2 separate regions of the Homo sapiens genome follow, and region 1 is linked to region 2. Evidence: read pairs that join two places in POLR2A ChIA-PET (ENCODE). Cell type or tissue: endothelial cell of umbilical vein. All regions are shown on one strand. Links, peaks and the distances in the headings refer to the core of each region. The heading gives the core; the rest is flanking DNA.

Region 1 (4,383 bases), core at 217-4,216, 88 kb after region 2:
ATGCTAAAAAGTAGCTTTTATGTTTCCTTCCTTATGATAGCAAAGCAGCCAAAGTGAGAGGCTGCAGGGAGCAGGGCAAGGAGGTGACTGTCTCCATCAGCAGCCCCTGGGGTCACCTTAGGGTTCTCAGGGAAAGCAAGAGAGGGTTGCAACAGGGCCAACAGGTTTCAAGTGGGGTGGAAGGGTCCAGACCAGCACAGCTCTGGTGCCTGGAGGATTCAGTCCAGGGCTGAGTGTTTCAAGGCTTCTTATTCCTTAAAACCAAAGTAACTTTTAAAAAAAAGGCTTTTTTTGATTGTAGTTTTTAGACATGGTATCCCTCTGCCACCCAGGGGGAGTGCAGTGGTCCTCACTGTAACCTCAAACTCCTGGGCTCAAGAGATCCTCCTGGCTCGGTCTCCCAAGTAGCTGGGACTACAGGTGCATCTCACCAGGTCCTACTAATTTTGTTTTTTGAGATGAATTTTCGCTCTTGCTGCCCAGGCTGGAGTGCAATGGTGTGATCTTGGCTCATGGCACCCTCCGGCTCCCGGGTTCAAGCGATTCTCCTGCCTCAGCCTCCCGAGTAGCTGGGATTACAGGCATGCGCCATCACGCCTGGCTAATTTTGTATTTTCAGTAGAGACGGGGTTTCTCTATGTTGGTCAGGCAGGTCTCGAACTCCTGACCTCAGGTGATGCACCCGCCTTGGCCTCCCAAAGTGCTGGGATTACAGGCGTGAGCCATGGCGCCTGGCAGGCCCAACTAATTGTTTTACTTTTTTGTAGAGATGGGGGTCTCGCTATCTTGCCCAGGCTGGTCTCAAACTCCTGGGCTCAGGAGATACTACCACCTCAGCCTCCCAAAGTGCCGGGATTACAGGCGTGAGCCACCATGCCTGGCCTGTTGTTGTTTTGTTTTTATAAGAGACAGGGTTGGCTGGGAGCAATGGCTCACGCCTGTAATCCTGGCACTTTGGGAGGCCAAGACAGGTGGACTGCTTGAGCTCAGGAGTTTGAGACCAACCTGGGCAACATGGCAAAACCCCATCTCTACAAAATATACAAAAATTAGCTGGGCATGGTGGTGTGTGCCTGTCACATCAGCTACTCTGGAAGCTGAGGCAAAAGAACCACATGAGCCCAGGAGGCAGAAGTGGCAGGGAGCTAAGATTGCGCCACTGCACTCCAGCCTGGGTGACAGAGTGAGACTTTATCTCAAAAAAATAAAAAATAAATAAATAAATAAATAAATAAATAATTAAAAAGACAGGGTTTTTGTCACCCAGGCCGGAATGCAGTGGTGCAATCATGGCTCACTGTAACCTTGAATTCTCAGGCTCAAGCACTCCTCCTACTTCAGCCTCCCAAGTAGCTGGGACTATAGGCATGTGTGGCTAATTTTTCAATTTTTTTTTTTTTTTAAGAGACAGGGTCTGGCTATGTTGCCCAGGCTGGTCTCAAACTCCTCCCGCCTTAGCCTCCCAAAGTGCTAGGATAACAGGCATGAGCCACCATGCCTGGCTCAAAATCATTTTTTTTTTAAACTACCCTATTGCTTGCAACACCTCTGGGATGGAAGCACAGCATTTAGCAGCTTCCCTGGCCTCTTGCTGCTGTGTGACTGTGGCTAAGCACATTCTCCTGCAGTGGCTGGGTGTCATCACAGGTGAGTCTGAGGTGGGCCTTACCCTGTTAATTTGTTGAGGATCCAGGGAGACCTTGCTCTGTGAAGCACCAATGCAGGGCCTGGCATGTAGTAGGTGCCAATGATGCTATAGTAACTGGCAATCAGGAAGTAGAAGAACCGGGGTGGGAGAGGAAGGGACCAGCTGGTAGAACCGTGAGGTGATGGTTCCTAAACAGATTTCACATCCTGAAGTCAGAGGTGACTCAAGAGTGAGAGGGAAGGAAATAGAAACAAAAACAGGAGGAAGCACAGATCACTTCATGAAACTGCGTAACGGCCAGCTCTGCACAAGTCTCTGCTCCCTGCAGATGGGACACGGAATTTAGCAGGACACAGTTGTGATCCTGAAGAATGAAAGAACTGCTTACGCTGGGCCTGATGAGGAGAGGCTCAGAACCTAGCCCTGTTGGGTCTTAAGAGAAAAGGAAGCATTTAATCACTTGCTGAGAAAGTGAACCATAGATGCTCAGGCTAAACCTGGATGCAGAATTAAGTATCTGACCAGCACAGTCTGGAGCTGCTTTCTAAGTCAGATGAGCAAAACCACCATTAAAAAGCAGCCCTGTTCCAACCACAGAGAAAGCACGCATGGCATTGACACAGAGAAAGCAAGCATGGCATACGCAGTCAGAAAACACCACTGTTCAAAGAATGACTGCCTGGATTATAGAAAATAGTAAGTTCTTCCAGAGAGGCGGCATTTAGTCCTGGGTGGCTTTCAAACCAGGAAAACCTAAGAATGATGGTGCACTTCCCAGGCCAAGGGATAAAAGGGACTGTGATCAGAAGTAAGAAAGTTAAAGGGGTGGCTGGGCGCGGTGGCTCACGCCTGTAATCCCAGCACTTTGGGAGGCTGAGGCGGGCGGATTACGAGGTCAGGAGATCGAAACCATCCTGGCTAACATGGTGAAACCCCGTCTCTACTAAAATTACAAAAAATTAGCCGGGCATGGTGGTGGGCGCCTGCAGTCCCAGCTACTTGGGAGGCTGAGGCAGGAGAATGGCATGAACCCGGGAGACGGAGCTTGCAGGGAGCCGAGATCACGCCACTGCACTCCAACCTGGGCAACAGAGTGAGACTCTGTCTCAAAAAAAAAAAAAAAAGTTAAGGGGGAAACGGATATGCAGGTACATTCTCTTGATTCAACAGCAGATGTCCAAATGACCAAGATGGATCTGTCTGCTTAAAAGACAGGTGGGAAAATAAGAAAAAAGCCATAGGGCCTGGAAGAGAGGAGAAGAATGAAAACTTACAGGGATGGGTGTACAGCAAGAAGAGAGAGAACAAGAGGAAAGCAAAATATAGAAGAACACAACCTGTCAGAATCTGCAGAAATGGCATTGCAAAATTTTTTTTTTTTTTTTTTTGAGACAGGGTCTCTCTCTGTCACCCAGATTGGACTGCAGTGGCAGGAACACGGCTCACTGATGCCTCGACCTCCTGGGCTCAAGTGATCCTCACGCCTCAGCTTCCCAAGTAGCTAGGACTACAGATGTGAGCCACCACGGGCCCGCTAATTTTCAAATTTTTTGTAGAGACAGGGTAGTGCCCAGGTTGGTCACTGCGAATTCTCTAGCCAAGAAATGTCTAAGTAAAGTGACAATGCTTATAGTCATCAACTATTTACTTAGGGGAGTCCCAGAGCAGCCAAAACACACCCACATCACTGCCAAAACCATACTCAGAGAAGGAAGGCTTTCAGGTAAAGTGTCCTGCCATGCACTGTAACAGCTCCAGAATCTGCTGAGCAGACCCAGGGAACAAGGCGGCCGGCAGGTGTTCTGAGGCCCTACAGAGGCAAGAGTCACCGAGACACCAACTACTGTGACCCCAAAAAAGCTGCTGAGGAGTTCGAGACCAGTGTGGCCAACATAGTGAAACCCCATCTCTAATAAAAGTAGAGGCCGGGCGCAGTGGCTCACGCCTGTAATCCCAGCACTTTGGCAGGTCGAGGCGGGTGGATCATGAGGTCAGGAGATCAAGACCATCCTGGCTAACACGGTGAAACCCCGTCTCTACTAAAAATATAAAAAATTAGCCGGGCGTGGTGGCAGGCGCCTGTAGTTCCAGCTACTCAGGAGGCTGAGGCAGGAGAATGGCATGAACCCAGGAGGCGGAGCTTGCAGTGAGCCGAGATCGCGCCATTGCACTCCAGCCTGGGCGACAGAGCGAGACTCTGTCTCAAAATAAATAAATAAATAAATAAATAAATAAATAAATAAATACAAGTAGAAAAAATTAGCCTGGCATGGTGGCAGGCACCTGTAATCCCAGCTGCTTGGGAGGCTGAGGCAGGAGAATAGTCTGAACCTGAGAGGCAGAGGTTTTAATGAGCTGAGATTGCGCCACTGCACTCCAGCCTGGGCAACAGAGTGAGAGTCCATCTAAAAAAAAAAAAAAAAAAAGCTCCTGGGGAGGCTGTGTGTGGTGGCTCACACCTGTAATCCCAGCACTTTGAGAGGCCAAGGCAGGTGATTGCTTGAGGCCCGGAGTTTAAGACCAGCCTGGGCAACACAGTTAGACCCTAGCTCTATAGAAAATATAAAAATAAATACAATCAAATTTTTAAAAAGTTGCTGAGGAAAGGAAGACATACCCTCTTTGACTCTGATGGGGATTCTTTTTTTAAAGTTTTGAGACAGGGTCTCGGTCTGTTGTCCAGGGTGGAGTGCAGTGGCACGATCACAGCTCACTGTAGCCTCAACTTCCTGGCT
Region 2 (4,383 bases), core at 151-4,150:
CCACCTGGCCTCTGAGTCCCTGTCTGCCAGTGTACGAGATGCAGGAAGGGGCTGGAAGGATCGACAAATACTACCCGGCCTGGGTCATAAACTAGGACCAATTCTCATCTTCATTTTCATTGTGACACACATGCATGCCAACTACATGCTTAGGGCACCACAGGAGCAAGCCAGGGTCCCTCGACAGGGAGTGTGTGCAGACATCCCTTCCTCCTTCCACCGAGTGCTCACACATGTGAGGCAATGAGCAGAGCAGGCACAGACCAGGGGGAGGGGACGGGTTCCCTGGCCACTGAATTCAAGGATGGTGGAGGGTACAGGCCCTGAGAGACAGCCCAGGCCCAGCTAGGAGGCCTTTTGGAGTGGGCAGTAGCCAGAGTACATCCCAGCCCACTCCCACCTAACTCATCTGATACTTCACTTCCACCCCAAAATGACCCTGTTTGGGTCTTGGTGATTACTAGTCAGATACCAAGTCATTTTTACCCAAGTGGCAAATCCCCAGGGCTCTTTTCCTTCCGGCGACCACAACCCCTCCCCACTCTCAAAACCAGTGTCACAGCGGGACACCCACCTGTCTTCTCCCCCAAACTCTGCCAAAAGAGCTAGAATCTGAAAACATTTGAGCAGTGCATGAAACAAGGAAACTTCCTAAAACCAGCAAGCAGCAGCTGTTAGAATAATTCATGTGGTTGTTTCAGAGACGTGTCTTAATCGCTCTGGGTCTTTCTGGAAAAGTGTCCAAAACCTCAAGCTGGAAAATCCTCAGAAATCTAGAAAATGTGGGTTCCCAACCAGCTCCCAGGGCTCTGGGTTCACACTGAGCCTCTTCCCGATACCTCCAACTGCTACAAAGATCTTTCTCAGGCTAAGTCAAGTCTGTGTTCCTCGAACTTCCATCCATCTGCTGCTATTTCATTCATAGGAACAGAGCAGAACAAACTTTTCCAATGTATGGAGATGGTCCCTTGGATATTTCATTCTTTCAACTATTACTTGTCACACTTTCACCTAACACAAAGCACTACAGTTTGGAGAGGGGGACACACGAGGACGGATCAAATTCTACACCTGCCCCTGGAGCTGGCCAGTCAGATGGGGTCAGAGAGCCATGCTCTCTTCATTCATGAAGGTCCTGATGGTCACATGGGGCCTCCACACCTCACCCACTGCATCCTCGGCCATCACAGCTGACAATGACTGCCCAGGGCCAATACCCAGCTGTCCCAGAGCACCCTCCAGGACCTAGCTCACTACCCCTAAAACCAAAGATCCACAATCTGAGGGCCTATGTCACCCTCCAGTCGTCATTCAGCTGCCACTGCTACGACACCGCTCCTGCCCGCCCTTTAGCTGAGTGCCCCAGATGTCTGCATCATGACACCCTGCCCTGTTTCCCCCACGAGGCTCTAAGACCCCGGAAGGCAGGAATCTCCCTCACAACCAGACACCCCTGGGGCTCAGCACTGGTCGAGCAGGGAAGGCACTCCAACAGTTGTCAAACAGATGAACTGTCCTCAGCCCTTGGTATCCAGTTAATCCCTACCCAATCTTCCTGCAGTGTCTCTGGCACCTGTCCCTGCTTTTTATTCCGTCAGGCAAATCCAAGGCCATATTAGCTCATGCCTGCCTTTTATCAATGGCCTTTCTTCTGCCCAATTCAAGTCGATATTGTCATGCTCAGAAACCTCTGAGGGCTCTCCATATTTTGAGAGTGAAGTATGAACAGTCTCCTGTTTCAGGACATCAACAATAACCACAGCAACCTGTGCTTTCGCCCTTAGTTCCCAGTATGACTTTCCATAAATCCTGAGGTCCAGGAGGGTGAATGGCCAACTCCACCCCCCGCACCCAACACTCCTCTAGTGCAGCGTGCAGAGGAACCCCTTCTCCACAGGAGCTGTGGATACCCTGAGACTGAGAGAGCCAAGAAAAATCATCTCTCTTCTCAGAATAGTGGGTGGGGGGGTAATCAGATGCCCCATCTTTTTCAGCTTCTGCCATGTAGTAAGAATTCTAAGTGTGGAAGACACTGGAGTAAGATGAGGCTATTCTCAGCCTAAGGAGCTGGTCAAGGGCAGGGGCCACTTACCCACAAGGACGTCTGCACCCCTGTCACTCATCCCAGCCCACCAACTAAGAAGCTCTGCTTAGAGAATCCTACAGCCAGCAACACATCTCCTACACCAGTCACTTCACTGTGTGGTGATGCAAAGCCCAGCTGCATTTCATTCCACAGGGTATCTGCCGAAGCAGCTTAAGCTCTAAAATGTCAACGGATTAACTTTAAAAAATAAGTTTTAGGCCGGGCACGGTGGCTCACACCTGTAATCCCAGCACTTTGGGAGGCCGAGGCAGGCAGATTACCAGAGGTCAGAAGTTCGAGACCAGCCTGGCCAACATGGTGAAACCCTGTCTCTACTAAAAATACAAAAATTAGCCAGGCATGGTGGTGCATGCCTGTAATCCCAGCTACTTGGGAGGTTGAGGCAGGAGAATCGCTTGGACCCTGGAGACAAGGTTGCAGTGAGCCAAGATAGAGCCATTGCACTCTGGCCTGGGCAACAAGAGCGAAACTCCGCCTCAAAACAAAAAAAAAGTTTAAAAAAAAAAACAACCAAGAGTAGTTTACAAACTCAGAAGACTGGCTAAACAGCTCAAAACTACTCCAATTTTTCCAAGCAATTTAAGTATTCTTTTCCCTAATGCAATAAACCAAGGCAACAGAGTAGAGCAGCTCCCTTCATCTTAAACTTCATAGAAGGTGAGTGTAAGATTCTGAGCTGCTCACTCAATGCTGAGCTCCTTCCCCAGGTAGCCACTGTCCACTTCTGCTGCCTTTTGCAATAGGGTCACCTGATCTCATCTCTGGAAAGTAAGAGTAACCCCCTCTGTATTTCCCAAGGGAGTGAGCAAGCCTGCCTGGTGCCAGCATCAGGAAAGGCCTTCAGTCCAGTCTTGAGCCAAGATCCTGGGGCCTTCCGGAACCTGCCACCACCCCCACCCCAAATCATCTCTCATCTGAACAAAACATGTTCAATTTCCTTAACCAGGTCTCATCCAGCATCCTTGGCAGTGTTAAGGCCCTCGCTCTTGCCCGGGACTAACACAGTCAACCACTGGAGCCCAGTGCAGGACCTGATATTTAGTTGGCTCCTCCCATTTCCATGTGCTCCTTTTTTGTATCTTTAAATGGTCACCCACATATCACTTGAAGGATGTCTACAAATTAAGTGCAATTACATCTTATAATAGATGGGGACCTGTAATCCCAGTGCTTTAGGAGACTAAGGTGGGAGGATGGCTTAAGTCCAGGAGGTCGAGGCTATAGTGATTGTGATCATGAGCCTCTGCACTCTAGCCTGGGTGACAGAGCAAAACCATGTCTCTTGGGGGGGAAAAAAAACCATACAGGGAAAAGTAGTTTTATGCTCTTAAAATGTAAAGTCGGCCGGGCGTGGTGGCTCATGCCTGCAATTCCAACTTTGGGGGAGGCCAAGGTGGGTGGATCACGAGGTCAAGGGATCAAGACCATCCTGGCCAACATGGTGATACCCTGTCTCTACCAAAAATACAAAAATTAGCTAGGCGTGGTGGCATGTGCCTGTAGTCCCAGCTACTTGGGAGGCTGAGGCAGGAGAATTGCTTGAACCGAGGAAGCAGAAGTTGCAGTGAGCCAAGAACATGCCACTGCCCTCCAGCCTGGTGACAAAGTGAGACTGTCTCAAAAAAAAAAAAAAAAAAAATATTAGCCCGGCATGGTGGCGCACGCCTGTAATCGCAGCTACTTGGGAGGCTGGGGCAGGAGAATCGCTTGAATCTGGGAAGCGGAGGTTACAGTGAGCCAAGATTGTGCCACTGCATTCCAGCCTGGGCAACAGAGTGAGACTCCATCTCCAAAAAAAAAAAAGGCTGGGCGTGGTGGCTCACGTCTGTAATCCCAGGGCTTTGGGAGGCCAAAGCGGGCAGATCACCTGAAGTCGCGAGTTCAAGACCAGCCTGACCAACATGGAGAAGAAACCCTGTCTCTACTAAAAATACAAAATTAGCTGGGTATGGTGACACATGCCTGTAATCCCAGCTACTCGGGAAGCTGAGGCAGGTGAATTGTTTGAACCCAGGAGGCGGAGGTTGCAGTGAGCTGAGATCATGCCATTGCACTCTAGCCTGGGCAACAAGAGCAAAACTCCGTCTAAAAAACATAAAAAAAAAAAAAGTAAAGACATCACCTACTCAACACTACTACAGTTTTTTGGGGTTTTTTTGGGGGGAGGGGGGCGGGGGCAGGTCTCACTATGTTGTCCAGGCCAATCTCAAACTCCTAGCCTCAAGCAATCCTCCCACCTCAGCCTCCCAAAGAGCTAAGGTTACCTGAGCCACTAC

What was found. Peaks named below come from ENCODE experiments on the same cell type or tissue, not always from the same donor. Only the 100,000 strongest peaks of a DNase experiment are listed, where the experiment ranks them.
Region 1: POLR2A ChIA-PET joins it to region 2 with 5 read pairs; 8 of 35 experiments call an interaction of 5 or more read pairs at or near these places.

Annotation. Positions count from the first base shown.
Region 1 is chr19:19,326,813-19,331,195 of GRCh38, reverse strand. The region is part of intron 1 of MAU2 (MAU2 sister chromatid cohesion factor); the gene reads right to left. Among named protein-coding and RNA genes, the nearest start is that of MAU2, 8.2 kb to the right of the region's middle. In endothelial cell of umbilical vein, for the core only: no CTCF peak of the experiment used is centred there; a DNase peak (open chromatin) is centred at 1,895; H3K27ac peaks cover 985 bases.
Region 2 is chr19:19,414,982-19,419,364 of GRCh38, reverse strand. All of the region lies in intron 1 of GATAD2A (GATA zinc finger domain containing 2A), which reads right to left. Among named protein-coding and RNA genes, the nearest start is that of GATAD2A, 11 kb to the right of the region's middle. In endothelial cell of umbilical vein, for the core only: no CTCF peak of the experiment used is centred there; no DNase peak of the experiment used is centred there.